Linked DNA regions of Homo sapiens: all the other regions are linked to region 4. The links are chromatin contacts, found by Hi-C or POLR2A ChIA-PET in ENCODE. All regions are on one chromosome and are shown on one strand. Each heading gives the region's core, a stretch centred on a gene start or an enhancer-like site at or near the end of the contact. The rest is flanking DNA. Distances are from core to core; before and after follow the strand shown. Region 1 overlaps LOC107985465 (a long non-coding RNA gene). Region 2 has its middle 24 kb from the start of LINC02971. Region 3 overlaps LOC107985365 (a long non-coding RNA gene). Region 4 holds the start of LINC01132 (long intergenic non-protein coding RNA 1132). Region 5 holds the start of LINC02971 (long intergenic non-protein coding RNA 2971).

Region 1 (5,326 bases), core at 1,758-4,257, 160 kb before region 4:
ATCCAAGTAAGGAAAGGATTCAAGCAGGAATGAAGTAGTTAGGTCTGCATTCCACGAGGTCTACTCTAGGAAAAGGGCAAAGGTCGCCCTGCATGCAGATACAGGGGGCCAAGCTAGGCTGTCATGAGGACCAGGCTAGGAGACCAGTAGGCAACTGGAGAAGGGAATGGTCTAGAGAAAACTGAGCGATGATTTGGAATCGGAGATGGGGTTGAAGGAGAGGGGGAAGGCCAGGGTGACTCCCAGATTTCTGGCCTGAACAGCTGAGTTCCCTGTGGTACCACCAGCTGAAATACTTTGTTAGTTTTATTGCTTTTCATTAAAAAAAAAAAATCTGTGGTGGTGTTTATTCTAAGAACACATTATCATTGCTCACATCTGTCAGTAAGAGTCTTTTTCGAATATAAAAGTAACTTCTGAGGCCAGGCACAGTAGCTCACAGCTGTACTCCCAGCACTTTGGGAGGCCGAGGGAGGCTGATGGCTTGAGGTCTAGAGTTCAAGACCAGCCTGGTCAACATGGTGAAACCTCGTCTCTGCTAAAAATACAAAAAAAATTAGCCAGGCGTGGTGGCGTGCACCTGTAATCCCACTTGAATCCAGAAGGAAGAGGCTGCGGTGAGCCAAGATCGCACCACTGTATTCCAGTTTGGGCGACAGAGTGAGACTCCGTCTCAAAAAAAAAAGAAAATAGTATAAAGATTCCTCAAAAACTAAAAGTAACTCTTGTCCTTTAATAAAAGAAAAAAGATGGGGGCAAACATTATCTGGTCCCAAATTTATTTGCCCATTGTATGTCCAGGATAAGATCCAGTTTGTTGGCGAGAGGGTGGGGTATGCATTGAAGGGGGTCATAGAGAGGCATCTGTAGAGTAGTTACCACACAGGGAGTTTCAGCACTAGACCTATCACTTTGTTTACTCTTTATCCCTATCCTGAATATCAGTGTTTTTTTTTTCTTTTGCTAGAAACCCAGAATTGACCTTGGAATTCTCATTCATGTTAGTAAACACATTCTGGTTGTTTGACCAGACACAAAAATCAGTTCTTTCGATGTGACCTTGAGACACCCTTGCTCCAAAAACAGCCACCGTAGGTCTCAGCCCAAATGGGCAAGCATCCAGTGGATCCCAGGCTTAGGGGAAAGCAGGAGCCTAGAGTTAATGCATTTACCGAAACCCCTTTGATCTAGAATCCATCTGACAATCCCACGAGGCCAGACAGGCCTGGAAGGTTTTCAGGCCTTCCTCCGGTTCGGCTGGCTGTGCTTGAGCGCTGTGTTCCCTCAGGCATCTTGGGGCTTGAGCTTTGAACAACTCGGTATTGCAAATTAAAATGACCCTAAGTAGGAATGAAAGATTTTAAAAAGAAATTCGGTTTTGTTCAAAATAGGCAGTGTGCAACTGAGAAACAGGGGCTTTCTTTGAGCCAGTTAAACTGAGTGCAAGATAAACTAAATTCAGCTAAGATAAAAGCCCGAATAAAGTGGCTTTCACAGAAGACATTCAGAAAATATTGCTCTTTATAAATAATAATTATTCAACAGACATTTTACTAGCACTTTTCTGTTGTATAAAAGTTATACATGCAGAGTGTAGACACTTTGAAAACACAAAGTATAAGATGCAAACATGAAATCACCTATGAACCATGACATGCAGGTAGCATTGTCAACATTTTGAGCTGTTTCCTCTCAGCTTTGTTTCAATGCCTACATTTACAAAGTTGTTTTTTTTTTTTTTGAGATGGAGTTTCGCTCTTGTTGCCCAGGCTGGAGTGCAATGACACAATCTTGGCTCACTGCAACCTCCGCCTCTGGGGTTCAAGCAATTCTCCTGCCTCAGCTTCCCAAGCAGCTGGGATTACAGGTGCACGCCACCACACTCAGCTAATTTTTGTGATTTTAGTAGAGACGGTGTTTCACCATGTTAGCCAGGCTGGTCTTGAACTCCTGACCTTGTGATCTGCCCGCCCCGGCCTCCCAAAGTGCTGGGATTACAGGCATGAGCCACCACGCCCAGCCTACAAAGTTTTGTCTAAGTAGTTCCAAAGCATTTTAAAGGTAGAGATAATGGATTAAACTATAATGCTCATTTGAAAAGGAGATTTGCCTAACAGCATATTTTAAGATCTTTTTTTCTAATTAGAGAAATAAAGAAAACTTGTAAAACACAGAAAAGCATAAAAGAAGACAGCAAAAGTCACTTGGATTTCAACCAAAGAGCATTATGATGAATGTTTCAGTGTGTGCCTTCCAGTGTTTTTTTTCTATGTATGTATGTACATTTCTTATTTATTAAAAATACCAGTGTATCCTTTTGGCTGTTTGCTGTTTACAAAACACACATTTGCCCTAAAAATAAATATTCTTCTACAACATGATTTTTACTGACTACATAAATGATATTCCTTTATATAATGATGTATAATAATTTACCTAACCAATCTTCTATTGTAGGATTTGTAGGTTGTTGTAATTGTTCATATTATAAACAATGTCATGATTAACATACTTATGAATAATACCTGATTAGTTTCTTATAACAAATTTCTAAAGTAAAATTGTATTAAAGGAGATATATACACATACATGCATATATAATTTTTTGATAGATAAAACTAAATTGCCTCCAGAAAATTTATACTAATTTATACTTTCATTAGTTCAAGTTTTTGAAAACATGATTTAGAGGCAAATACAATTATCTCTGTTTTATCATTTGGGACAATTAAGGCAGAAACCAGTATCGTGGTGAGGGTTACACAGCAAGTCAATAGGAAAGATTACTTTGATAGAGATAAGAGATATCTTCTTACATGTACTTTACATATATTCTCATTTACAACAAACCTAAAAAGGAGTTATTTTTTAATCCCCATTTCCAGATAAGGAAAGGGGGCTCGAAAATCTCGAAGCCCTGACATTTCTATTCATTCATTATCCAGGCTGTCTCTATGACCACAGACAGCCTGACAATCCAGCTGCAATGTAGTCATAGAATCCTAGTGTGTAACTCATAGAATCCTAGTGTGTAACCCAGTACTACCAACACCAGATAAATCAATCCTTGCAGAAACAAATATTTAATTTTTAAATAAGCCAACAATCTGAACATTCACTGTTTTGATAAATGCAACCTAAAAGATCTCGTCCCCTGGATTTATTTTTCAGGTAAAAATAGCTCCATGGTTATGCCTTCTTAGGGGCTTGGTGGGAGGGAAGGGATGGGGTTGAAGAAGAGAAAAACAACTTCCTTGGAGGATTAGGCAAGGTGTAAGAGCATGTCTTCCAGGTCTAGATTGGCAGACCTCACGCTTTGACTCAGAAGTAGAGAATCTGCTTTGGTTTCCTGACTGGGTTGCCTTGTTTTTCAGCCACAGGGCAAGAAACATGCCACAGCAATGAAATAAAGGTGACATGTCATAATGAGGGAAAGGGAGTTATTCCACAGGCTGAGTCACCGCTCTCCTGCAGGTACAGAATGATACAGCCTACAGAAATTCAGAGCAGACTGTCAGACTGTGGGATTGAGTAACAAAGAGAAACAGGTCTACAGATGACCTAGCATACGCTTATTATTTTGAAATTTCTGAATTGTAAAAAATGAGAATGGTGAAGTCTTAGGTAGATCTAAGTTCATTCTTGCAACAAAAATCAGTTCCAAGTTTGCCTGGAAGTGAGGCATCTAATTCATAAAATAGTGGCTATAGTGACAGTTATATATTTGAGGGAAACTTATCTATAACTTCCAACTAACATACATCTTGGTGGAGTCTGAGTTCTACATTTTTCTGCTTTCTTCCTCATCAATTGTCATGGTTGACATTTGTTCTTTGAAAAGACTGAGTGCCAACCATGAGCTGGACAGCCCACTAGGCAAGTGCAATGACAAAAGAAACAAGCGTTAATCCTGTCTAGCCAGAGCACTAAGGAACCTGCTTATTCTGCGAATGCCTCAGCAAGGTCCTAAAGGAGAGCTTCCACTGCCTCCTAGGTGGGTGCCCCTGCTGGCAAGTTAATCATTCTAGGCCTCAGTTTCCTATTCTATAAAATGGGTGATAATAGTAACTATAAAGTAAGAAATAAAGAAGAGGTCACTGGACACTTGGCCTCTGGCAAGGATCTAGAAATGTCAGCAGCATAATCCTGCTTAACTCACCTCCACTACTGTTTTACCTGCTGCTCTCCAATGCTCACCTGCTCTAATTCACACTGTAGTAGGAAGTACTTTAGGTCAGGCATCAGGGGGCATTGCTTTAGTTCAGACTCCAGCATTTACTATGTACCTGTTGTATGATCTTAATACTAACAGCAATATAGTGATAGAAGCAGCTAATAGCCAACCGTTATAATCATTACTTTGTGCTTGGCATTTTATATAAATTTAATCCTCATGGTAATTTACTGACATAGGGAACATTGGTCTCTCTTTTTATAGGTGAAATAAGTGAGGCTTAAAGAGATCTTGTAATTTGGTCCCACAGCTTAAGTGTGAGGCTGGAATTCACCCAGGAAAGCTGTTTCCAGGTTCTGTGGTCCTAACAATTACTCTGCCTTAATTTTCCCCTGCTGATATTTCTGCCCATAAGCCTCTTATTATTTGATTAATGGTAGTAAAGAATATTTTTAAAAACTATTGCTCTTCAGCATCCTTTTTGAGGGAGAACTTTCCTTCCCCTATTCCATGGGTTTGTTTTGGGGCTGTGGCTTACAGGAACCCTCTCCAGAATCATCCGATGTCCCAATCATACGTGGAGAATGGCCAGAATCCTTCCCTTTGTACTGATGTACACACAACACGAGAAGGAATTTTTCTACTGGAGTTGCTTAGCTGGAGAGGCCAGGAGCCATATTTCTGTTGTGTGGGCAAAGCCTTTCTGCAGTAGAGGAGAATGAGCTCTATAAATAAAGAGAAACATAAAATCATAAAATACAGATAGAGATGAGATATGGTCACTTAGAATTCCTAGTTCTAGTCCAGAGGCCCTGGTTCTATTAGTTACTGCTTCAATTCTGACCAACCCAGTATTTCCAACTATATAAGCCATTAGAGTCTTGTGCTTGCATAAGTGAGTTTATTTTATTTTATTTTATTTTATTTTATTTTATTTTATTTTATTTTATTTTATTTTATTTATCTTGATGGAGTCTCGCTCTGCTGCCCAGGCTGGAGTGCAGTGGTACGAGCTTGGCTCACTGCAAACTCCGCCCCAGGGTTCAAGCAATTCTTGTCCCTCAGCCCCCTGAATAGTTGAGACTACAGGTGTGCACCACCACATCCAGCTAATTTTTGTATTTTTAGTAGAGATGGGGTTTTGCCATGTTA
Region 2 (4,747 bases), core at 1,797-4,296, 210 kb after region 4:
ACTGGGTTTCCTTTCAGGCCGGGAGCTGTCACGTGTTACCTGTCCTCTGTTACAATGTTTCCCATGGTTGGAGCTGGGATTCAGCATCCTGTCCCACCTGTGCCTGTTTGTGATGACTTCACATCATTAGGGGACAAGCCTATGGGATGAAAGGACCCCTTGCTGAGTCCCTCAGCTGGGCTTCTACTTCCTGCCAAAGGGGAACAAGCCTATGGGATGTATCCTTAGGGGACAAGCCTATGGGATGAAAGGACCCCTTGCTGAGTCCCTCAGCTGGGCTTCTACTTCCTGCCAAAGGGGAACAAGGGGAAACTTCCTTCGCAGAGATTGTGGGTCCTCCCTAAGAGCACTGTAGCCTTATCTTTTTTTTTTTTGAGACGGAGTCCCGCTCTGTCGCCCAGGCTGGAGTGCAGTGGCGCGATCTCCGCTCACTGCAAGCTCCGCCTCCCAGGTTCACGCCATTCTCCTGCCTCAGCCTCCTGAGTAGCTGGGACTGCAGGCGCCCGCCACCACGCCCGGCTAATTTTTTTGTATTTTTAGTAGAGAAGGGGTTTCACCCTGTTAGCCTGGATGGTCTCGATCTCCTGACCTTGTTATCCACCCGCTTCAGCCTCCCAAAGTGCTGGGATTACAGGTGTGAGCCACCGCGCCCAGCCCCCTTTTCAAGGTTGCTAACAGCTGGCTACCATTCCAACAAATCAGAAAGGAATATTACAGGAAAGGAAAAGAGAAGTGGTGTGATTGCAATTGTTGGTATAGGTGCCTGTCTTTCTAGGAGTCTGTTTGCAATTGGAGGGAAAGAGATCTGTTTTCCTCACTCTCATATCCCCAACACGCACACAGCCTGGGGAAAAGAGCTGGAGCCCCCTCACATGTATAGTGCCTACCAGCCGGCATGACAGCTCTGTGGAGCTATGCCCTTGTGTGAAGAAAAAGTCACCTCTTTCCTGGTGGAGGCAACCCTCAGAGCACATCCAACAGAGAAGCACAATCTGTATTTCAGCACCCATGCACCTTCCACTCCCCCCACACACTCCACACTCCTGGCTAAGCCAAGCACCTTTGTGCAGTGCCCAACCTGCACATCTGTTCATGGCATCCCTGAATGTAGAATGTGTTTAAAACATGTAGTTAGGTTGAATTCATCAATAGGGAGAGGCTGCAAATGCCAAGTATGCAGCCTAGTCCAAGTGGGTTTTTGCTGATTTGACTTTATACAAGGAATCAGGCTTTTTGGAAACCCCAGTTTCAGACTAAATAATGTGACCACTGTCATTTGAAAGGTTCTTGGTCTGCTCATGGACAGAACCCGAGGGGAAGAAACCTGTCCTGCATCCTAGAGATCCTGAGACTCCTGCCTAGCTTTGTCCAGGAACTCCTACAACAGCCCTGCTCCCATCAGCGTTACGGTGGAAAATAGCAGAAACATGGCTGGAGCCCTCCAGCTGCCCCGCCCCCTCCCCAGTCTACACCGGGGCTCCCAGCGTAGGAGCCAGCACCCAACTCAGCACAGCTTGATGCCCAAGCTCTGCTTCCCCATGGGGGAGACAATTCGCCTGAGAAATATTAACGCCACCTACTTTACAACAGAATGACGATTTAAATGCTGCATGGGTCCAAGGCACAGGGCCTTTATTCTAGATCTCCATCCCCCTCCCTCCAGGGCTCGCATGCTATTCCTGACTCCTAGCAACCCAAAAGGTACAGCCCCAGCGGCACCATAGACGAACGAAACTGTCTGTCCTGTGTCGGGCCCAGTCCACCGACCTGGCTGCAGCCACCTCCTCCTGTGCTGCCCCAGGTGTGTCCTCCTCGTTGGGGGAGAATCGCTCCAAGTCAAGGGTAGACATGGAGCTGTAGTCTCTAAATATGGGAGCCTAGAGGAGTAGAGGAACTCACCTTTAGATCCATGAGAATGCGAGGACAATAGCAGATCCAACTTCGTTCTTCAGCATTCACCTAACATTCGATTTAATTCAACAGATATTTATCATGTGCTTAGGACGTGTCAGGCACTGTTCCTGGGCATTGGGGTACGGGGATGAACAAGCTCTGAATATCTGCCTCTGCAGAGCTTCTAATGTAGTCACATTTCTCTTTCATGGGCATTGATCCCCCAGAGCACGCCACGTCAGCAGGCTCTCACTTGCTATGCCATTCACATTCTGCCTAATCTTCATTGTGCAAAACAGAGAGAGATTGAGTCCAGCCTGGGAGTGACAGTGCCTAATGGGAGAGGCACTGCCACCAGCACAGGACTCATCCCCATGAGGCATGTTGATTTTCCTTTCGTCTTTCTACACATTTCCCCTCTCTCAGTTTTCTTTTCTCTTTCCATACTATTTCCTCTTTGTCTTTCTTCCATCCTCTTTTCTTTCCTGCTCGCCCTTGGGTTCATGGCTCAGCACTATTATTGGCACTGCTGACCCGGCAAAGCACATCCACCTCTGCGATGTTTTCCAAGAGCAGGGGATCAGAGGGATGTCCTTCTGCTGGGGCCAGTGCCTGAGGAAGACCCTGTTGGCCATGGATGGGAACTGATTCTGGGCTTACACCACAGCTCCAAAGGAAAGGGGCCGGGGATGTGTCTACACAGGCCTGACTGACCTGGCAAGAAAGTGACATGCGCACTGACTGGCCCAGAGGAACTCTGATAAGAGGAGATGCCAGGGCTGAAGCTCCTCCCAAATGCTTTCTCCAGGCTCTGTGTGACAACAACTGCCCTTCAGGCTCACTCCACCTCTCATCCGCTGTCCACAGCTCAGGGCCCCAGAGGCTACCATACCCACAGGGGACACTCCTCCAAGATCCTGGGGATGAGGATGAAAATGTCAGCCTCCCCGCCCACGGTCAATGAGGGTCAACATTAAATCAGAACTTTAACTTTGCAGTAGCAGCCACTGGGAGCAATTTTCTAGAAATGTGCTGCTGACCACATTAGCATATCCCAAACTAAATGTAAATGCACATACGCTGAGTTACAGTCTTGGAAACTGAAATCTGTTTTGAGCTATAGAAAATGAAAAAGTGATGTGTGCAAGGAATCTATGCAAAGGAGCCTCAAAGAGGAAGAATGAGTCAGGCTTGCCCCACATAACCAGAGACCATGGCCAGCACCCAAGGGCCAGGCTCTGCCAAGCCAGACAAAGGTCCTTCAGCCAGTGACACTCCAAAATCTCTCAAAAGCGATCCAGAAACCAAGTGTGGTGGTACACACTGTAGGCTCAGCTACTCAGGAGGCTGGGATGGGAATTGGAGGCCACAGTGTACCATGATCACACCTGTGAATGACCACTTCACTCCAGCCTGAGCAACATACTGAGACCCCATCTCTAACAACAACAACAACAACAAAGTGACCCAGGGGTTTGAATCACTAAAAAAAACTAAGGGTATTTTGTGTCCATTTCCTTTTCTTTTTTCTTTTTTTTTTTTAAAGAAGGCTGGAGTGCAGTGATGTGATCACAGCTCACTGCAGTCTCAACCTCCCAGGCTCTCAAGCAATCCTTCTACCTCAGTTTCCTTAGTAGCTAGGACTACAGGCATGGGCCAGCACACCTAGTTAATTTTTTTTATTTTTTTATTTTTATTTTTGAGATGGAATCTCTCTCTGTTGCCCAGGCTGGAGTGCAGTGGCATGATCTCGGCTCACTGCGACCTCAGCCTCCCGGGTTCAAGCGATTCTCCTGCCTCAGCCTCCTGAGTAGCTGGGACTACAGGTGCCTGCCACCACGCCTGGCTAATTTTTTGTATTTTTAGTAGAGATGGGGTTTCACCGTGTTAGCCAGGATGGTCTCGATCTCCTGACCTCGTGATCCACCCACCTCGGCCTCCCAAAGTGCTGAGATTACAGGCATGAGCCACCTCACCTGGCCAATTTTTTTATTTTTATTTTTTGTAAAGCTGGACTCTCACTATGTTGTCCAGGCTGGTCTTGAACTCCTGGGCTCAAGCAATCCTCCTACCCCAGTCTCCCAAAGTGCTGGGATCTCAGGCATGAGCCGCCGTGCCCAGCCCTATTTCTGTTTTTTAACTCAAATAAATTGATTATTTAAATCATCCGCCTCTGAAACAGAACTGTTTAAGAATGTCCTGGTTGTGTGACTGTTTGCAGAAACGAGTGAGCGTACTTGTGACTCAACCACTCACTCCCTGTGACCGTCAGTGGATTTGACCATATACAGTCTTTCATTAAGTTAGTCTTTGTCATATATTGCTTATTTTACTTCCACGGTGGAGCACTGGCTGAAGACAAGAAGCATAAGAACCCTGATGATGAAATACAGGAACTTCACAACAAGCATAAAATGAGCCGCGCACCATGCCTTATGCCTGTAATCTCAGCACTTTGAAAGGCTGAAGTTGGGGGATTGCTTGAGGCCAGAAGTTTGAGACCAGCCTGGGCAACATACTGAGACCCCATCTCTACAAAAAAATTAAAAATAAACTAGCCAGACTGGGCAGCAGAGTGAGATCCTGTTTCTAAAAAAATAAAAATAAATAAATAAATAAAATGGTAATAATTCAGCAAATTTATCTGAAGATTATTTTCACCAGACCCAGAGTTTTTGTACTTCAAAAATGTAAGTTGAAAGAAAAAAATGTATATATTGGTGATTCTATCTAATTTGGCTTTTTATTTATTGGTGACAAAAAAAATCCATATACTATAATGTATTATTTGAAAAGAACAGCTGAAATCTCCTGTCTGATTATGTCCGTTAGAAATAAAATGTCAGGTGGTTCA
Region 3 (4,705 bases), core at 1,071-3,570, 140 kb after region 4:
CATCCAGTTAATTTTGTATTTTTAGTAGAGATGGGGTTTCTCCATGTTAGTCAGGCTGGTCTCCACCTCCCAACCTCAGGTGATCCACCTGCCTTGGCCTCCCAAAGTGCTAGGATTACAGGCATGGGCCACCATACCTGGCCACCTGGCCAAGATACAAACTCTTGAAAAATGAAAACTCCAGCCTGGGCAACATGTATCTCTACAAGAAGTACAAAAATTAACCAGGCATGGTGACACGTGCCTGTAATTTCAGCTACCCAGGAGGCTGAGGCAGGAGGATCACCTGAGCCCTAGGAAGTCAAGGCTGCAGTAAGCCAAGACTGTGCTACTGCCCTCCAGCCTGGGTGACAGAGCAAGATCTTGTCTCAAAAAATAGAAAAAGGAAAAGGAAAAGAAAAGAAAAGAAGCCATAGAAGAACTAGAAGAAAATATCGGCAAATTCCTTTAGAACTTTGGAGAATAGAAGGCCTTTCTTTTATCCAGAATTCATACAAAAAAAAGATTACTATATTATACCACCTAATTTTTAAAAAACTTAGACATCCACAAAACATAAGCAAAATTAAAAGACAAACAATAATGTGGAGTGACTCATATCCCAGAGAGCCAATCTTTCCTTAACACACAAATAGCTACTAGGCATGGTTAAGGAAAAAGACCAAAGTGAACAAGACAGTTTTTCTTTAGATGGGCAAAGGAGATGAAGAGGAAGCTCATAGAAAAGGAGATGCAAATGGGTCTTGAAAGAATGGAATTAAAGTGAGTGCTCCATCTCACTTTAATAAGAGAATCACAAATTGAAACTACAATGAAATGCCTGCATGGCAAGGCTATGGAGAAAGAGAGACTCTCATTCTTTACTAGTGGCAGTGCATAGTGTACACTCTGTTGAAGACGTCTGAAAACCCTTACCAAAATTATAAATATGTTTACCCTTTATCTCAATAATGCCACTTGCCTTAATTTATTCTACCAGTATACCTACATGTATAGGAAGCATCCTGGGTAGCATGGTTCGTAGTAGCAAAAGATTGGAAGCAAATCAAATGTCTGTAATAGAAACCAGTTAGATAAATTTACGATGTGTCCATAACTAGGAAACTATTAAGCTGTAAAAAATGAATGAGGACGTTCTTTATGTACTGATTTGAAAGATGTCCAAGATATATACACAGGTAAGTGAAAAGAGCAAAGTCCAAACCAGTTTGCACAGAATGCTAACTTCTGTCAGCCTTGCCACATGGGTATTTTATTATAGTTTTAATTTGCATGTCTCTGAACCTAAGTGAGATTGAGTATTTTTTCATTCTCTCAAAGGCCGCTGCAGTTCCTTTCTGTGAAAGGGGGAAAGAAAAAGAAAAAATATATATGTACAAAGTTATACACACACATTTGTTTGTATATCATAAAGACACCCAAGAAATTAATATAAGTGGTTACTTGGGTTGGGGTTAATGGGAGCAAGGGTAGAAGTCATGGTTTTTATAGTTTTGATTTGTGAACCAAGAAAATGAATTATCTGTTCAAAAAGTAAACGTGAACGAAACAAGTCTTTCCCTACCAGTTCCTCAGGCTCTTGCTAAACCTATCATTTTCACATTTGCCAAATATTTCTCCCAGATCCAAATGTGACCCCGGAGGGATGGGGCAGGGTCAAGAATGAAGGGGCAGCCAGGGATGGCCCATGAGACCCACAGGGATCTCTCACGTGGATGGATGTCCTGCATGTTTTTAAAAGATGAGGTCAACAGGTGGGCAGCTGTTTTTCAAGAGGGGCCACTACCTGCTTTGGAACCAAACTGGCCACTGAGTCAGGACCTCTAGGCAAACCAAATTCATTAATAAGACAGTAGGCTCATGAGACCAGAGGGGAAAGAGAAGCCTTCCAAGCCCAGAACATTCCCCCTCCAGCCCTCAGTGCTACAGATGGGTCCAGCCTGATCTGACCTCCCTGTCGTATTTTGAGCTTTTCCCAGGATTCCAAATGGACAACTGCTCTATTGTTTCATTCCTTTATCTGCATTGGGAGGGCAGCCCTCCCCCTCGGGCTTTAAACGTTTTTCCAGCCTCAGGGGTCTCTGGCCACAGCTTTGCTTTACCTTCCTCTGCGGAAAAGCAAAAGCTGGCCAAGGCGCTACAAGATGAGACAGGCACATCTGCCACACATGGAAAGAAGAAAGCAAACTGGAGTTTCCAAAGCCGCCGGTCCCCGCAGGCCTGAGCGCTTGCAGCTTCTGCCTTTGATTCCTCTGATTTTATGAGCTCAGAGCACAACATGTTGGAAGTGAGCAGAGCAGCTGCCCAGGAAAGAATGCACCGGTTCCACGGTTGAGGACTCCAAGGGAAAGCACTGAGCGGCGTGGGGCACAGGCAGGGAGAGAGACGCCAATCCTCCACAAAACATCCGGTTCCCACCAGCCTGGGCTCTAGCCAAGTGAACTAGCTGAGTCGGTCTGGGGAGGTTCCAGTTCCTGGCCTTTTGTCATCGACTGGGGACAATGCATTTGCTATGATTGATGGAGGCCACAGATTTCATCCCCAGCCCCAGCCTGGGCTGCAGGATCCAAGTGAGCACTGGCCTACTGGGGGCTCAAGGCCACAACACTGACCACCAGGGAGGGCTCTGGGAGACAAGAGGCTGGAGGCTGGACTCTACTCCCCTGGGCATCATGCAGAGCCCTTGCCCTCTGTGCCCTGTCCCCTTCCAACCCCTCTGCCCAAGAGAAAGCTCAGAGTCCTTCCACATCCAGAAACACAGGACTGGTTTCTACAAGTCCATTTTTTTCCCCCATAATTAAGGACTGCAGAAGGAAAGATGATTCGGATCTGGCTCGCAAGCTCAATGACTGAGAAAAGGACGCCAGGTTCCCTGGTACTAGTGACTCATACGCTTTTCAGGAGCGTCAAGACACTGTGATACATTTCTCCTGCTCTCCACAAAACTGCTCAAGGGATGAGGGACTCCCATCAGCCAAGGCAAATATACCATTGCTGTCTAAAGTAGCCAGATCACACACACAGAGAGGTCCTGGAAATGCCATTGAGAATAGGACCTTCCTTCACCCAGCCCATTTGGCAGTCCATGGCAGGGAAGCAGCAGAATTGCAGCCTCCGCAGGACTTTTAGGAGCCTGATCCACAGACTAGAGAAATGTACCTCTCCAGGAAAAAAACAGTATAGTCCTCTCATCTCCTGAGACTCCCATCCCAGCCACCTGGCTGGGAATAAACAACTCCTGTGACAAGCAACTCATTGCCTCTCTGAGACCTGGGTGTGCCACTGAGATCCATGACATCCTTCTCCAGGCAGAGCTGACGTGTGTCTCTCTGTAAGTCCCTCCCACTCACTTCATACCTTGGACCCCTAGATGGATCCCTGTGGCAAGAAAAGACCCACTGGTGACTTGCAGAAGTGGGATGTGCTGTGAGCCTCCCCTGCCAAATGCTGCACTTGCTTGCATGAGTTGGAAGTCCCCATCAATCTCTTCATCCACGCCCATTCTTCCACTCCAGTGTTCCTATTTCTTTCTGAAAGTGTGAGCTCCAGAAAACAGTGCAGGCTGGGCAAGGGGCTCACACCTGTAATCCCAGCACTTTAGGAGGCCAAAGCAGCAGGATCAGTTGAGGCCAGGAGTTCAAGACCAGCCTGGGCAACACGATGGGACCCCATCTCTAAATAAATGATTAGCTGGGCATAGCGGCACATTCCTGTAATCCAAGCTACTTAGGAGGCTGAGTCAGGAGGATCACCCCCTCAGGAGTTTGGGGCTGTAGTAAACCATGATCATGCCACTGCTCTCCAGCCTGGGCAACAAAGCAAGATCCTATCTCTATAAAAATAAATAAGCCAGGCATGGTGGCTCACGTCTGTAATCCCAGCACTTTGGGAGGCCCAGGAGGGCGGATCACCTGAGGTCAGAAGTTCGAGACCAGCCCGACCAACATGGTGAAACCCCAACTCTACTAAAAATACAAAATTAGCCGGGCGTGGTGGCACATGCCTGTAGTCCCAGCTACTCGGGAGGCTAAGGCAGGAGAATCACTTGAACCCAGGAGGTGGAGGTTGCAGTGAGCCGAGATCGCACCATTGCATTCCACCCTGGGCAACAAGAGTGAAACTCGTTTCAAAAATAAAATAAAATAAAAAGAAAGAAACAAACAAACAAACACACACACACACACACACACACACACACACAGCACAACCTCTGCCCCACGTCTCTCTGAGCAGCGTGATGGAGGATGCAAGACCAAGTCCCCCTCAGTCACCAAACAATTCAGTGCCTGCTCCATGCCAGGCTCACTATACCCTCCTAACAGTCTTTCTAGCATGGTGGGACTCTGCTGTTTCTGATGGACAAAATATATCAGCCCCATCTTCTCTGGTTTGAAACCCTGGAACTCATGGCCCCTCATAAGTGACTGTGAGACCAGGCTCTGTGTGTCAAGCTGAACTCTCATAGCTGATGGAATGAGCACAGGAGTGAAGCCCCAGGAGGAGGAGGAGGTGAGTAGCTGCAGGCCAGGGCTCAGGCAGCCCGTGGGCTAATGTGTGCCCTCCTGCTGATCTGCTGCATGGCTTTACCAGGCTTAGAAAAAAGCATCCAAGGTTCCTTCAGTGATCCAGATAGTAGAAACACCAGGTCTCAAATGCCTCAGTGCAGCTGCATGTCGCCAGAAGCAGTACTGGGAGGCTCGGTGGA
Region 4 (4,636 bases), core at 1,543-4,042:
CCCCAAATCTAGGTGTGTCTGGAAGAAAGCTGCCCTCTCCCAGAGGAAAGCTGGGGGTTAAATCCATAACTGTCAGTGTGTCTGGCAACAAAATAAAAGGAAACCACATTCTCCATGAATGAAGGGAGAAGCAGGAAGGAGGTAGTTTTTTCTTTTTTAAAAACATGAATAAGATCCTCCAATATGTTTGAGATTATTGAGCAAATTCTTTGAAAAGGGCCCTGGGTCACTAACCAACAGATTGTGGATGTAGAAACCACATTCTTCCAACTTCCCTTCCCATCCTGACCCCAGAGATAGCAGGTTGGGTATGCTGGGGGTCTTTGTTTAGTTAACCATTAACAATTCATAAAAGTGCAGATCCCTGCACGATAAGTCCAGTCCTTGGAATGTTATTAGAAAATCCTATTTCTAGTCTGTTATGAAACAGAGGTTTTGATGTGCTGCCAGGTTTATGGGGAACTCTGGAAACAACACTTGCTTCTCTGAGAAGCTGAGGCTGGGTGGGTGTTACATAAAGCTTTCCTAGCAACTTAGCTTTATCACAGAATGGGAGGCTGCAGTGGAAAATATCAGACGAGTTAATGCAAAACCTGAGCCAACCCACTATCCCCATTTGCTCTAAGGCCAGCCAGCAAATCTGTGGGAGTGATTTTAACCCACGGGGGAGCGGCAGGCCTAGGGCTCCGGTTGACTGCAGATTCAGCCCAAGAATGCTCGGGCAGCTCAGAGCTGAAAGGCACCTTCAGACAGACCTCACGGAAGGCAAAACAGCTCTTCTTGACTCTGAACCAATTGCTGATTGAAATTCACACAAACACACCTTCCTTTTCCTTCTTTGGGTCATTCCCAGTTTCTCCGGGCACTGCAGGAACAAAGGGGAGTAAGGTCACTTCGTCGAATCCCTGCCAAGGGAAATGCGTCTAATGCATGACGGTGTCTCTGAAGTCAATGGATAAGAATCTCATTTCTAAACTCTTGGATCCAAAAGTATGCCTCTTAGGATGGAATCCTTCTGTGGTGTTGGTTGACAGCTTTTTGGGTTTTCTGAAAAGCATGTGTCCAGTCCATTGTTTTTAATCTCCCAGGGCTGGCGTGGGGGTGGAAGGAGCTGGAGGAAGAAACCATGCAAAAATCCATTTGGAAGCTGCAAATCAAAGCTAATAGCCTCTCCTGATCTGCTCACACACGGTGCCCAACCGGTGTTGTAGAGAGGAAGAGGAAAAGATTCCCCAGACATGAGGACAAGTGTAAGGCGAAGGGCTGGAAAGGGGAGGGGAGCTCGTGTCAAGAGGGAGCTGGAACTCAAGTGGGGAGAGGAAAGGCAGTGGGAGAGAAGAGAGCTCCTTCGTGGGCGGCCTCTGCGACATCTGCCCCAGGGGCCTAACGCCTCCCTCTGTGATGTCTCTGCACCCAGGCTCTGTTGCTGCTTCCTCAACCATTATTCTCATTTGGGAAGGGAAAGAGTGGTTTTATAAAACCGGTGTCCACGTGAAGGCAGCCATCCAGTTGGTGGAGAAATTTTCCCCACATAAATTAGATTACTCCAAGTCTAGATGGTTCCTAGCCCCTAGTCCTTCTCGCTGAAGACGGTACAAGGAGGGTGGCAAGGCAGAGGTCTGGAGGGAGAAGAGTAAAAAGCTCCTTGTTTGCGTTAAAACAAACAAACCCCAAGATATGCCAGTTGTTTCAGAAGGTGAATTCCTACTTCAGGTAGTCCTTAAGAGTCACCAGAAATCCAGGAGCGAAACTGCACTGAGATTCCATTAACTGTGAAAAAAAATAACAAAATAAACGGGCCACACAAAAAGAAGAAAACCGGCCTGCCCAACGAGGGCTGCGGAGTGCAGCCAGAGTCCCTTGTACCAGTAGATCATATTGTGTCCATTTAATAATAATAAGAAGGGGCACCCTCCGCGGAGGCTTCACCCAAGGAGTCCTGTCCCACCCGCAGGCTCGGGCGCCCGCCTGCAGACCTCGGACGCCGGCCAGCGTCTTGTCGTGCAAGGCCGTCCACAGCCAGCATGGCCTTAATGAGCCCATTTCAATTGAAATGAGATCAATACTACTCATTTTTCTCTTGCTGGCTCCCGAGTGATTCATGAATCTGAAAACTAGTTCATGAATCAGAGCAGGGTGGGGTGGAGGGGCTGGGGCGGAGGCAGGCAGGGGAACATTTGTGCAGTCGGCAAACCTCGATTCCTTTAATGAACCTAGCCATGAGTTGCATAACGCTGGCCTGCCTGCTAGTTTAAAACAGTCTTTTCGGAAGCAGCTTTCAGCTTGACTTATTCACCTATTTTCCTCCTGGAAAGGGGAAGAATGACACTGGGTACTGATTGTGTGTCTGTCTGTCTCAGGGAATACTTTTTTGCTCTTCGTGTGTGGAACCGTAGGGGCTTCCCTGGACAAGAACGTGTGTCCATGTGTGTGTGCATACATGTATAATGGTCTTTGTGTGCACATCCTCTGTGTGTGTGTGTGTGTGTGTGTGTGTGTGTGTGTGTGTATGAGTGAGCAATGTGTGACCGGCCTCGGGCCCTTTAAACCTGAACAGGAGCCAAGTTCATTTCTCAGCGGAGCTTCATAAGGAAGCACGAGCTGGGGCAGTTGGAAACCACATCCCTGTGAGTGCTGATTACAGCCTACTAAGGAAAATGAGATTTTTATCTCACAGGAATTCAGTTATAAAAATAAAATACAGCGTCTGGCTTGATTCAGCTAAATGTACAAGCACTAGGGTGTTTTTAATTTAACAGAGAAGCTGGACAAGAAGAATGACCTAAAACATTGCATTTAAAGAAAGTCAGAGGCGAGGGGGAGGCTACAGGAAGTGAGTGGGAGTAGAGATGTGTGTGTGAGAGAGAGAGAGAGAGAGAAATGGAGGGAGAGGGAGGGAGGAAGGGAGGAGGGAGGTGGAGAGAGAGAGAAAAAAACCACCCTGCTGGCAAATGAATGCAGCAGGGATGATGTCATTGGAACAGTTGGAGGAGAGAGGAGAAAAACAACTCGGAGCTGTGCTAATCCTGTTTGCTGCCCTGAAGGGAATGGAAGGCGGCCAAGGCAGGGAGTTCTGGGAAACCATATAAGGGTGCCAAACAAGCATTGCCGCCAACATTAGGAACTGACAGCTTTGTTCTTTGTAACTTGGCTGCCCGCCAGAGGCCTCATTTCAGCTCTGCGGCATGATTACCCTGGACGGCCGCCAGCCCCGCGCTGAGAGCTCCTTTTCTTCTCTCCGAGCTTTTTTTTTTTTTCCTCTTTCCCTCTGCCAAACATGCAGCAGTTACCATGGCAGTGGAAAGTAAAGTTTTAAAAAAACACAACAAAGTAGAGAGGCACGCCTTTATCCAGATGTGCCACATGAGCAGATAGAAAAGGCAGTTCACCTATTCATCGGGGCCTTTGACTGCAGAAGAAAACACTGGGGCACTGGCTGTCAAGTTCGGGAGGGAGGTGACTCCAGGATAAACAGAGCAGCGAGCAGCCCTGGCTGCAGACAGAGAGGGGCTGGCTCCCAGGCCCTATTTTCCTTCCCTCTCTCTCTCCCTTCCTGGGGCATTGTGGAGTGCGTAATGTGAAACGGAAAATGTCATGATTTCCACTGGGAACGTGTCCACGGTTTTGAGAAAGCTCCAGAAACTCAGGTCCATAAAGCACTGAGGGGAGGAGGAAGGGAGGGAGGAGAATGGGCGGTCACAGTGCCCTCTGGTCACCAAGGTGAACCCAGCGAGCAGGAGCCAGTACGTGGCTGTGGCCCAAGCCTCTGCCTGCTGCTGGAGCATGGCCAGGCCGTCGTCGTAGGGTTGCAGGCTGTTCGGGGGTCCTGGGTCCCACGGAGCCCTGGGACCTGAGGGACAGGGATGTTCCCTTTTCCCCCTTGGAGGTGTAGCCAGTAGTTTGGCTTTACAGGGGGACTCTGTGAAGAGTCCAGTTCCCTATTTTTAATCAGGTTCATTTTTCACCTGCTTAGAAAGTGGAACATCTCCTGAAAGGTGACAAGTCGTGATCAAAGGCAAGTCTCCAGGCAGAGAGTTGGCAGGTTTCCGAAGCAAAGGTTACTTAGAAGTGGAGGCTCCACTGCCAGCTTCCCCCCGCTGCAAAATCTGACACTCCTCACCCTCAGGGTTCAGCAAGATTCTCGGAAAGGCCTTTTCTGATTCTAGGAGGTGCTGCAGCAGGAGCTGACTCGGCCATTTCCTGGCCTCTTTAGTTGGAAGATGACAGAAAGGCGGAAGCAGGGACTGCTATTGTGAGGCCCATGGCAGCCTTCCTGTAAAACAAATTGGCAAATTGTCACCTTCAGATGGACCACAGCTGGCCCTCTGAACAGCCCTCCTTGGCCTTTCCAGAGTGTACATGATTGTGTCCCATGTCCAGGGAGAGGACAGAGCCACCAGGAGGGTCAAGGTCGTGGAGGGAAACATGGGTGAGTAAGAGATGGACCCCAGAAATCCCTCCTCATGCTCCTCCCTGCTGTTATCACAGGCCTTGGCTGCCTTTCTCAGGAGGCATTCCCAGCTCAGAGTTGGGTATGCACTAAGTTAAAGCAAAGAGGGCCCTACTGGAGTGAGGGCAAGGGGACTTGGTTGACCTCCTTTGGGGATGTTGCGAAGCAGACCCATTCCCGCCCTTG
Region 5 (5,416 bases), core at 2,917-5,416, 230 kb after region 4:
TTTGTGTGTGTGAGACGGAGTCTTGCTCTGTTGCCCAGGCTGGAGTGCAGTGGCGCCATCTTGGCTCACTGAAACCTCCGCCTCTCGAGTTCAAGCGATTCTCCTGCCTCAGCCTCCCGAGTAACTGGGACTACAGGCGCATGCCACCACGCCTAGCTAATTTTTTGAATTTTTAGTAGAGACGGAGTTTCACCGTGTTAGCCAGGATGGCCTGGATCTCCTGACCTCATGGTCCGCCCGCCTCAGCCTCCCCAAGTGCTTGGATTACAGATGTAAGCCACTGCGCCCGGCCAATTACTGATCCTTTTACTGCCTCTGCAGTTTTGCCTTTTCCACAATGACATATAGTTGGAATCACACAGCATATAGTCTTTTCAGACTGTCTTCTTTCACTTAGTAATATGCATTTAAAGTTCTTCCATATCATGTCATGGCTTGATAGCTCATTTCTTTTGAGGACTGAATAATGGTGCATTGCCTGAATGTATCCCAGTTTATTATCTATTCACCTACTAAAGGACATCTTGGTTGCTTTCAAGTTTTTACAGTTATGAATAAAACTGCTATAAACATCTGTTTATATATATATTTAGGTGGTAAAGATAAACAAAGATGCTTTACATAAAAAGTCAGGATAATGGTCGCCTCTGATAGGGAGGGAGGGTAGAGGTGGACGGGGGAATGAAGAGTACGTCCAGGGTGAGGGAGGGCAGAGTTCTAGTTCTCGATCAGGCTGATAATGACACTGGTGTTGACTTTGTGATAAATCACTGAACTGTATATCTTTGGTTTTGGGGGGTTTTTTTTGGTTCTTTTTTGTTTTTCTTTTTTGTTGAGACAGAGTTTCACTCTTATTGCCCAGGCTGGAGTGCAATGCGTGATCTCGCCTCACTGCAACCTCTGTCTCCCAGGTTCAAGTGATTCTCCTGCCTCGGCCTCCTTTTTCTGTACGTACATTCTATTTTACAATTTTTAAAAGTGATGAAAAAAAGAAAAAGAGAGTCAGAAAGGAGGGAAGGAGGACGGAATGGAGAGAGAACAGAGACCTTAGAAGCAGAAAGGCAGAAAGCTGAGGCATTAGAGCACATGTTGTGTGGCCTCAATCTTTTCAATAATGTATGAGGCACAATCTCCCGGAGAGATCAAGGGTCTGAAAGGTCTGGACAAGACTTGCAACAGCTGCATTAGAAATGTGGTGGGCTAGGAGTCTGCTATAGGTCAGGAAAAGGATTGCCGAATAAACTCTACTGAGCATGGGCTGCAAACTCAGATGCCCACGGGGAACAGGCAGGCATCTCATGAATCAGGTTGTCTGGGGAGTGGGAGGAAGCAAGCCCGTTGATTAAAGGCATCTGATTCTCAGTTTGGGGTCCAGGAAGACACTCTCTGTTGTTGCAGAGAAGGTAGCAAAATGGAGTGTATGCCCCATGTCAGAGAAGCCACTGCCTCTCAGCTCCAGCCAGTGGTCCTTCCAGAATGGGTAAAGACCGGGTACCGCCAGCTCTCCATCTCTGCTTGCCGAGCTAAAACTCTGGATTTTCTGGTGACCTCCTATTTCTTAAATGCTCATAACTAAATCAAATTGTTTTAAATATCATTCCGGCCAAAAAAAACCCCATTTGATGCTCCTGATGAGGTCCGTGAGGTCCGAGACCCCTGCATGAACCAGTCAGATCACCATGGAACAAGTCGCCCCAGGGCATGGCTGTCTCCAGCCGCTCTGAGTAGCCAGCGGTGCAGCCAGCTGGTCTCAGATTTGGGCTGTGATGAGTCTGGATGGCAGAAGAACAAGAGGGATGGGAAATTGAGGGAGGGCCTCATTGAAAGGGCTCACTCCAGGAGCCAGAAAACCAGAAGAGCCTAAGGGACCCAGAGCTAGAGTGAGACCAGAGATGCACAGTCCCCATGAGGACAAAGAGCCCAGTGAGGAGAAAGGGAGAGGTAAAAGGATAAAAGAGTCAGAAGGAGTTTCAGAATCTAAGAGCTCCAAAAATAAACCTTTCCCTTTGTATCACTTTTCTCTTTTTACTTTAGTTGCTCTCAACTTGCTGCTTCCTTTTTTTAAAAATTCTAGCAATTCTGCAGGAAACCAGAAGTGTGAACCAAACACAGTAACTCTAGGTGTTATGGCGCTGTCCTGCTCACCCTTCTTTTGGCCTACTGGCTTCAAAGGTAGGCACACACACCGTCCCTTTTCTAATGATCCGGTCGTGGATTCAGGCTCAGTAAGCCAAGACCACAAGCAACAGGGCTTGGGCTCCATCTGCCTCGGCTGCTTGCAGCTGCCTTCCAGGAAGTGCTGGAACAGCAGAAGCAGCTAGCAGTGCGCTCAAGAAGTGGTCAGCAGTTGGGAGCAGCTGGAGGAGGGGAGGCCAGTGAGCAAGTATCAGCTTGGGAAATAGGGTTTCGGCTGAACAAAGTTCACTGCTGTTTTCTGAGAAAGCAGAACCTAGTGGAGCCACCCTAGAGAATAAGGAGAGGAGCAACTGGAACTGAGTGTTGGCTCCAAACTTCCACGGCATGATATGCTTGGCCACCCAATTGTGATCAGGGCCATTGTTGTTCCCCTGGGGGCAGGGGGCAGAGGGCAGGCCGCCGCTCGGAGTAAAAAGGGAAGACAGACAGGCAGTCCAAACACCACCAAATGACAGAGATGCAGACCAAGACAAAAGGAAAAAACAACAGAAGGGATTTTTGTCCTTGAGACGTGCTATGCAAATTCTTTTCAATTAGTTTCCTATTAATGATTCCATCTTGAACATTTAGAGCTGCTCAACCCAGGCAGCATCTACGTTTTGAAGTAGTAAGTTCTCCATTCCTAGCAGAGTCGGAGGAGAAGCTCAGCTGTTATCCACCAGAAATTCTATTAAAAGGATGAAAGGTTGAACTAGATGACTTCTCATTCTGAAGACTGTAATTCAGCAGAACTGACTAATCCCTGGCAAATGATACCCTTTCTGAGTATGCATGTGTCACTGAAAGTCACTCAGACAAACCAGACTATTTGTAAATAGGTCTGATTATCTGCAAATTAGTTGATTGAAGGTTCCCGGGTATCAAGCAGGGCTTATTTTAAGAAATTAAGTTAATTTAGATAATAGCTGTGTTGAAAAGCAACAAGTTCAAAAACAATTAAAAAGAATGCAGCTTCCCTTTTATTTTTTTCAACTCTATATTTTCTTTTCAAATTGCTTCTAATAGACCATCTGTTAAGAAAGCCTCTTTTGACCGGGTGCAATGGCTCACACCTGTAATCCCAGCACTTTGGGAGGCCGAGGCAGGTGGATCACCTGAGGTCATGAGTTCAAGATAGCCTGAGCAACATGGTGAAACCCCGTTTCTACTAAAAACACAGAAATTAGCTGGGCGTCGTGGCACGCGCCTATAAACCCAGCTACTCTGGAGGCTGAGGCACAAGAATTGCTTGAACCCGGGAGGCAGAGGTTGCAGTGAGCTGAGATAGCACCATTACACTCCAGCCTGAGAGACAGAGCAAGACTCCATCTCAAAAATAAAAAAAAGAAAGGCTCTTTCGTAAATTACTTAAATATGCTTAGAAGTCATTATTACTTTTTAAGTCAATAGAAGTCTTTTTAGTTTATCTAATAGCATATTAATTCCTATGCTTTATGTGTTTGTACCCACACAACACCCAGCCCTGCACCTAACACATAACAGGTGCTCAATAGATGTTCATTGAATAAATTGGTTGCAAAAACCGAGTGTATACATTGAACATTTCTGCATATTGGTGATAATAATAGTATTTTGAACACTTGTTCTATGCCAGTGACTGGGTCAAATAAACACTCAACCTCATAGTAATATCTGCGAAGTGATTGCTACATTAGCCCCATTTTACAGATGATGCAACTGAGGCTGGTGAGAGGCAGAGCCAGGATTCAAGGCCAGGCCTGTCCAACTCCCGAGCCGAAGCTCTCAGCGAGGGTATCAAACTGAATCTGAATCCTCTTAGTTTATCTATTTTAAAGTGCTGCATGTGGTATGTTCAGGAGACGAAAACTCTCTGATGAGGCACGTGTGGATGGGATGGCAGGGCTGAGAAGGCCGGCTCCCCCACGGGGTGTGCACAACCTACCTCCCCAGCTGTTTCTGCTACCGGCTGGGGCCTTCAACTCCACCGCCTCCCCTCCCCCAGGCCCTAAATCACTCTCAGGCCTTTTGTTCTTCCCCACAGCTGCTCAGCAAATTCCTTGATTTGAAATTACGATCACAGGTTGGAGTGCTACTTAAAATAATTTTGCCAAATGTTCCATCTCTCTGTGTTGATGAATATAATGGATGACAATTTAAAGAGCAAAAAAAAAGTAAGTATTCACTTTGTTGAAGACAAAAAAAAAAAAATCATAAGCTGCATGCATAGCATTAGTTTGGCTCTGAAAGATTCATTCCCCCAGGAAGCTAGCCAAATGCTGGACTTTTGTGAACCGCAGCATGGCCGGGAGAGCAGGCTGCTGGCAGGTATGGCCTGCAATAGAGGGAGAGAGCAAAGGTCAGGGCATGTGTTGGGTTTGTTTAAGCATGAGTCAGAGGAGTGGGGGTAGACCTGGGGATCCAATTTCCAATTTCCTGTGCAAGTCACTGAGCCACACTTCTCCCCTTCCCCAAAAGCTTTTTATGCGTACCGCTCTGCAGAACAAAGGGAGATATGGTAGGGGGACACATAAATAACAGGGACAGGCCGGTCTTCTTGAAGGTGGAGCCTCTCTTGAATTTGGAAAATGCAAGCTCTGAGGGAAGCGGGGATGAAAGCAGACCACACGCATCTAGCACTTTGGCCAACTGAGGCTTCCTGGGCTTGGAGGTCCTCACCCGGGGCTCTTAGCGCAGCCTGAGCCCAGTGTGAAGCCATGGGCCAGCCCTTCCTGCAGGCGGGCCCTGTGGCCAGGCTCAGCTCAGGCGAGGGGTGGCTGGGCCATGAGGAATCAGAACAAAGCTTCTTCCTTCACACCCGGTCCTGCTCAGCAGGTGGACTCCACGTTAGACATTTCCCCCACGTCCTAAGGCTTCTTCCAGGCTTGAGCCCTGAAAAGCAGGTGGGGAGAGATGAGCAAATGCTGAGCAAAAAAGAGGTGGTGGTGACGCCTCTCTAAAGTTTTCCATACCAAAAAAGCCCTGGTACAAGGCAGGCACTGCTGGCAGCCCGGCCCCACAAGCTTACTTCCAGTGCAGGAATCCAATGGGAACATGTGCCCCCAGGGCCACCCGAAACGCAAACTGCTCTCTGAAAACCAGGTCAGCCTCTCTGTAGGAGTCTTGCCATGCAGAAAACACCAGGCCCTCTGGAAACGCCCCCTGTTCACTGAGGGTCTCTGGCTGGCCGGCACTATGCCCAGCAAGGCCACCTCCCGTAAGTGACACGCCAGGGTCTTGCTGAATCACAATAAGCTGGGAG

Evidence for each region. Hi-C counts contacts between places; a loop is a spot of excess contacts on that map. ChIA-PET counts read pairs that join two places held with the same protein, here RNA polymerase II (POLR2A). Pooled maps may share reads with other maps.
Region 1: a map of mammary epithelial cell shows a loop between it and region 4 (11-fold over the local background). The contact joins the enhancer-like site here to the promoter of LINC01132 in region 4. A Hi-C loop is called at or near these places in 1 of 168 maps with a recorded cell type or tissue (mammary epithelial cell) and 1 of 50 pooled maps. POLR2A ChIA-PET finds 5 or more read pairs at or near these places in 7 of 52 experiments (BJ, K562, MCF 10A and 4 more).
Region 2: a loop to region 4 is called in a map of CD14-positive monocyte, with 2.8 times the contacts of the local background. The contact joins the enhancer-like site here to the promoter of LINC01132 in region 4. A Hi-C loop is called at or near these places in 13 of 168 maps with a recorded cell type or tissue (B cell, CD14-positive monocyte, CD4-positive, alpha-beta T cell and 10 more), 12 of 37 single-sample maps with no recorded cell type and 20 of 50 pooled maps. POLR2A ChIA-PET finds 5 or more read pairs at or near these places in 21 of 52 experiments (A549, AG04449, AG04450 and 16 more).
Region 3: a map of sigmoid colon shows a loop between it and region 4 (11-fold over the local background). The contact joins the enhancer-like site here to the promoter of LINC01132 in region 4. A Hi-C loop is called at or near these places in 28 of 168 maps with a recorded cell type or tissue (Caco-2, Calu3, GM12878 and 16 more), 3 of 37 single-sample maps with no recorded cell type and 25 of 50 pooled maps. POLR2A ChIA-PET finds 5 or more read pairs at or near these places in 15 of 52 experiments (CD8-positive, alpha-beta memory T cell, Caco-2, GM12878 and 10 more).
Region 5: a loop to region 4 is called in a map of colonic mucosa, with 4 times the contacts of the local background. The contact joins the promoter of LINC02971 here to the promoter of LINC01132 in region 4. A Hi-C loop is called at or near these places in 25 of 168 maps with a recorded cell type or tissue (CD4-positive, alpha-beta T cell, CD4-positive, alpha-beta memory T cell, Caco-2 and 19 more), 30 of 37 single-sample maps with no recorded cell type and 26 of 50 pooled maps. POLR2A ChIA-PET finds 5 or more read pairs at or near these places in 30 of 52 experiments (A549, AG04449, AG04450 and 22 more).

The regions. Positions count from the first base shown.
Region 1 is chr1:234,561,429-234,566,754 of GRCh38, forward strand. LOC107985465 (a long non-coding RNA gene) reads right to left here. Exons shown (of 3, transcript XR_001737831.2): 3 at 3,165-4,899. Among named protein-coding and RNA genes, the nearest start is that of LINC01354, 32 kb to the left of the region's middle. Within about 2 kb of position 3,008, at least 10 of the 41 ENCODE cell types and tissues checked have a DNase peak (open chromatin) inside an H3K27ac peak, as active enhancers do; they include PC-9 and mammary epithelial cell, where a contact is called at or near this core.
Region 2 is chr1:234,930,570-234,935,316 of GRCh38, forward strand. No RefSeq gene overlaps it. Among named protein-coding and RNA genes, the nearest start is that of LINC02971, 24 kb to the right of the region's middle. RefSeq lists an enhancer at 1,631-2,131. Within about 2 kb of position 3,047, at least 20 of the 41 ENCODE cell types and tissues checked have a DNase peak (open chromatin) inside an H3K27ac peak, as active enhancers do; they include CD14-positive monocyte, IMR-90, PC-3 and 3 more, where a contact is called at or near this core.
Region 3 is chr1:234,860,816-234,865,520 of GRCh38, forward strand. The region is part of intron 2 of LOC107985365 (a long non-coding RNA gene); the gene reads right to left. Among named protein-coding and RNA genes, the nearest start is that of LINC02971, 94 kb to the right of the region's middle. Within about 2 kb of position 2,321, at least 28 of the 41 ENCODE cell types and tissues checked have a DNase peak (open chromatin) inside an H3K27ac peak, as active enhancers do; they include ascending aorta, dorsolateral prefrontal cortex, endothelial cell of umbilical vein and 5 more, where a contact is called at or near this core.
Region 4 is chr1:234,721,250-234,725,885 of GRCh38, forward strand. LINC01132 (long intergenic non-protein coding RNA 1132) reads left to right here and starts at 2,793. Exons shown (of 3, transcript NR_038856.1): 1 at 2,793-2,833; 2 at 3,974-4,429. RefSeq lists enhancers at 2,010-2,572, 3,137-3,699, 3,700-4,263.
Region 5 is chr1:234,953,033-234,958,448 of GRCh38, forward strand. It overlaps LINC02971 (long intergenic non-protein coding RNA 2971), which reads left to right and starts at 4,167. Exons shown (of 2, transcript NR_186179.1): 1 at 4,167-4,328. LNCATV (lncRNA negative regulator of antiviral signaling) reads right to left here. Exons shown (of 4, transcript NR_125945.1): 3 at 4,647-5,046; 4 at 4,310-4,489.